2 separate regions of the Homo sapiens genome follow, and region 1 is linked to region 2. Evidence: chromatin loops called from intact Hi-C (ENCODE). Cell type or tissue: mammary epithelial cell. All regions are shown on one strand.

Region 1 (2,500 bases), 200 kb before region 2:
TAAAATATGAGATTAATAATTCATTTTATCACATGATGGTTGCAAAACTTCAATGAGAAATCACAGGTAAAGCACTCGGCATTCAGTAAATGCCTCCAAATGGTAGTTGTTAGTAGCATCATTAATAGATGCTTAATAACTATGTTCCTTGCTCCTACTGCTTTCTCATTTCTTTCTAGAGAATTCCGTCAGTCCTGTGATTTGCCTATTGCATTACATGGTGGATAATTTCTCTTCCAAACTCTCTCCTGTCTGTTCAGCACGCTCAGGCATTTATCATTGCAGGTGGGTATTGATGCAATAATTTTTGTGTCTATGGTTTGCGTCTTAAACCCAAGTTAAGGTTTCTGAAGTTGGGATTCTATTTTATAGCTTTTGAATCCCTACTGGCTTACACAGTGTTGCAATCACAGTAGATGCTCAGTAAATATGGAGTGGCACAGATGAATAACATTTCACCTTAGAATATAATCAGGCCTATGCTGGGATGAAAATAATACCCCCTTAATCGTCACTCTATATTCTACTCCCAATCACCACCACCCCTGCACTCCACATCCTTTTTTTTTTTTTTTTTTTTTTTTTAAAGACAGGGTCTGGTTCTGCTGCCCAGAGTGGAATGCAGTGGTGCAATCTCCACTCAGTGCCATCTCCTCCTCCTGGGCTCAAGCAATCCTCTCATCTCAGCCCCTCGAGCAGCTGGGACTACAGGCACATGCCGCCATGGCTGGCTAATTTTTGTATTTTTTGTAGAGACAGGGTTTTGCCATGTTGTCCAGGCTGGTCTTGAACTCCTGAACTCAAGTGATCCACCTGCCTCCACCTCCCAAAGTGCTGGGTTTACAGGCATGAGCTACCATGCCTGGCCTCTCCACATTCCTTTATACAGGGCTGACCCCACCCAAGCTGGGGCCTACTGTGGTAGCCCAAGCTGGAACAGATTGCTGTGCAAATACTTGGCAAAGTAATCATCTATTTGTGGATAAGCAGAAATTGGCTGTATCCCCAGTAGAGTTTTGAATTGTCACTATTAACACCCATGAGTCACTAACATGGTGGGCCGAGTGATTTTTCTGCTAAGCTTATAGGGCATATTATACTAAAAATGCCACTGGCTTAGTCTGTTTTCTGTTGCTATAACAGAATACCACAGAATGGGTAATTTATAAAGAAAAGAAACTTCTTTCTCACAGTTCTGGAAGCTGGGGTGTCCAAGAGCACAGCACTGGCATCTGGTGAGGGTTGTCCCATGGTGGAAGGGCAGAAGGCAGAAGCAATTGCAGGAGATGAAGAGAGGAAATCAGACCACACCTGTGGTTTTTATCAGGACTCAGCTCCTGTGATGACTAACTGCTCCTGGGATAAGGGCATTAATCCATTCATGAGGATGGAGCTCTCATGGCCTAATCACTTCTTAAAGGCCTCACCTCTTCATACTGTAATGATGGCAATTAATTTCAACACATGAACTTTGGGGGACATAGCAGTTTACAGTCTTGTCCATCTGTCAGATCAGTGTCTGCTCCACTGATGTCACAAATATTTAAATGGGCTTCTTTATTTTTGACCAAGCACATAAGGCCTTTAAGTAATTCCTGGATCCCACATGTGGGTTGGGTTGGGGTTTAAATAAGAGGTGTTATTTTTCTCTTCATGGCTTCCAGGACAAGTTATGGTATGATGAGGGAAGTTAAGGGGGGAAATAAGAAAACTAATCCTGTACTTCTATTCCCTAAGCCAGAACTTTGATCTCACTTCCTAGAAATGGAAGCAGTAGGAACTAGATGGAAGAGCAGATGACTGGAATGACCCTTAACTCAGTGGAATTTAAGCCCCAGAAAACGTTACTTCATTGACCATGCTGTTTCATGTCCACCTTCCAGATCGCTCACAAATGCCTAATTTGACCAGCTCTACTCTGGGACATGCAGGGGAGTGAATTTTGGGAGGCATGGTTCCTGCTTAGTTAGACTGACACAGTGTAAAGTTACCACAGATAGCAGCTTAGTTAGCAGCCTAGGAAAAGAAAAGCCTGGAAGAGAGAAAGGAAAATATCAATTATATCTCTCAATTGTAAAAGTAATTTCTCCCTTCGTAGTTAGTATGCAATCCTTGAGTAATAGTTTCAGGTTGTATGAAAATCCTGATGCCCAACAAAGTTACCCAGTGGCTTCAGCATTTTCTCATGATCCTCGCTGAATCAATGTTTATAAATTGCCCGGACTGACCCTTCAAGCCAGGGCCTGTGAACCTTTACCGTGACCCTTGGACTCTGTGTCCTTCTTTATTTTGGAGAGGGAGGGAAGAGATCCCAGGCTCAACTTGCACTCCAGTCCTAGACCTGGAGCCCTTGTTCTTTTTAGTGGAGAATGATGTTTAGAAACCAACATCTGGTTGTTGGATGTGCTCATTGCTATTGGTGTGTCATTACACCTAAGCCCTTTCAATGAAAGTGATAAAAAATATATTTTTACAAATCATGAATTCATACCGATAATTA
Region 2 (2,500 bases):
AAAAAAATGAGTGTACCCTGTGAAAATGAGGATGGGTAGGAACTATACTCCTAGCATCTGAAGTCTCCTCTCTAGGTTACCCAGATGGCCCACTCAGCCCTTGGGGAGAGGGTACGCCAGACAAACCAAACTCAATGTTGCTGTGGGGATCTTCCAAGGAGCCCGCTTCACCAGTCTTAAGGAGTGCCCTTTCTCTAGTTTATGTAGATGGTTCAGGACGTGAGATATTCGGATTCCTGTTTAGAACTGAAATTGTCCCTTTCTTCTGCCTTTCTGGATGGTTACATCCTAAAATCAGAAGGCAGTATATTGCTTCTGTCAAGCAGATACAATTAAGTCAAAGCATCTTAAGTCTTCCTCTTACCCAGACCTGTATTATCTTTGCATAGTGAGATTAAAAAAAAAAAAAAAAAAAAAAAGAGAGAGAGAGAGCATTAGCAATAAGCCCTGCAATCAAACATCTCTGTAAAAGGTCATTGAGTTTTTTTTCTCCCTATGATTAAGAAATATTTCAGCATCCATCAAGGGTCAACTATGAGGCTAGGCCTATAGCAGGCATTACAAATTATGCAATCATACATCCTAGAATTTCCAGGATGGTCTCAATATTTAAAGTTCCGTGTCCTTTTACCCATAAATACATATGGGTAGTTGTATATAAATACTTAACACCTCTCAGAACACGTGTCACAATTGTAGCTGGAAAATACAGTCACTGCCACAATCAGGAAAGAGAGCTAGCATTAAGTGAGCATGTGGTATGTGTTCCCATGAAGCCTTTATTTTATTTCAGCCTCACAATGACCCTGCAAGGAAGGCATCGTTATCTCCATTCCGCAATGAGGAAACTGACTTGAAAACCGCAGTTCCAGTCACTAGCTTGGGAGATGGTGTGGCTGGTATTTGCGTGCAGACTGATCTAACTTTACTTCTCTGAACTGCTTTATAATGCCAACCAGTCAACAATGACTTCACAATGGGGAATTCCAAGAGACAGGTTCAAGCTTGTAAAAATCATAGCAGCCTTCGAATATTTCGTTGCTCTGCATCCTCACTCCTCACAGAATTCCAGCAGGATTCTTGAGGGTGACTCAACAGAGCTGCCTAAGCCAAGGCACCTACCTTCTTATGCATGTTGCTTATCCTATGGGTAGCACAGACTGAGGGGTAAATGCATTCAGCTGACGGAAGGGGACTCTATCTGATGTATGAGAAAAGTTCTCATGGCATGACCCCTGAGCAGGAGTAGCCATTCGAATTTATCCAGGGATCTACATTAACCATGGGACACAATCAGTAGGACCAAGAGGGCATTTCCAGGTTGCTTATGCAAATGATAACTTGGCCGTGGCTAGAAATCTCACTGGGCATTTTTGAGTACAAACATATTACTTTCTATCCTAACATTGTCTTTAACAACAACGGAAGACATTTCCCTTGTTCTTATCTGCTTACCCAAGAGCAGCAAATCTAAAAGTACAGGTGAGATAAATAGAAGCAGTAAGGAGGAAAGAAGCCTGCCAACATCTATTTGGTGCCTATAGTGGGCAGATCTCTACACCAAGAAGGAGCTGAGTCTGCCCCCAGAAATCACAGTGGCCGCAGTCCAAGCAAGACCTCTCCAATGGCCCAAAGATGCACATTCCCAAGAGGGGAATGGATGAAGGCATTAAGGATATATGTGGCCTGTGGGGGAAAAAAGATTTAAAATCTTCTCGGAGATGTCTTCAAATATAGGAAGGACAAGTCTAAGAGAGACTCAAGGCTTGCTTGTAGTAGCAGAGGACAGAGCCAGCAACAGATACCGATGCACTAGAAGGAAGGCCTTTCAAACAGCTGAAGTCTCCAGATAAATGGGCGATTTACTGTTCTCCTAAAGCTGACTTAATGCTGAGGCTGAACAGTTACTCTAAAACACGTGCTTGCACTGGGAAGGAGCTGGAGTAGGAGAACTTAAAGGTTCCGTATAACTGCAAGATGCTGGTTCTATACAATCTTATCTCCCCTGGTAAGTTAGAGCTTATAAATTACAGTGTGGGTAGAACAGCTCCAAATAAAACACGGACACCACAGTCCCCTTCTTTATCAATTACTCCCCTATGCCTCCTCACAGGATCCTAGGGTTCTACTGAATATAATTAGAAAAAGCACTAGTTTCTAGAATTAGGAGCAATTTCTTTAAAGACAAGCACCAAAGCAAAAAACTTAAATCGACTTCTTTATTGTTCCCATTTTAAAACATTTTAATTAAGATACTTTCCATTCTTGACATGCCATGAAATTCTCTCTTTTTTTTTTTTCCTGAATTTCCTTAGATATTTCTAACATGGATAGTAAGCGGAAAGTAAAACTGTGATTCCTTGTCACGTCAGGCTGTGGTTACCAGGGAGGTCTATGAAGGTGGCCCAGTTCATGTGGCTGGAACCCAGTGTGGATGTACACGCAGGCAAAGTTACAAGCTTTGAACCTGCATGGGAAAATTTAAATCACACCATTCTGC

Evidence for each region. Peaks named below come from ENCODE experiments on the same cell type or tissue, not always from the same donor. Only the 100,000 strongest peaks of a DNase experiment are listed, where the experiment ranks them.
Region 1: a loop joins it to region 2, with 17 times the contacts of the local background. A loop is called at or near these places in 2 of 110 quality-filtered maps.

What each region holds. Positions count from the first base shown.
Region 1 is chr12:11,940,618-11,943,117 of GRCh38, reverse strand. No RefSeq gene overlaps it. Among named protein-coding and RNA genes, the nearest start is that of BCL2L14, 130 kb to the left of the region's middle. In mammary epithelial cell, no CTCF peak of the experiment used is centred here; DNase peaks (open chromatin) are centred at 977 and 1,307; H3K27ac peaks cover 1,414 bases.
Region 2 is chr12:11,744,710-11,747,209 of GRCh38, reverse strand. The region is part of intron 1 of ETV6 (ETS variant transcription factor 6); the gene reads right to left. Among named protein-coding and RNA genes, the nearest start is that of ETV6, 96 kb to the right of the region's middle. RefSeq lists an enhancer at 979-1,198. In mammary epithelial cell, no CTCF peak of the experiment used is centred here; a DNase peak (open chromatin) is centred at 939; H3K27ac peaks cover 1,971 bases.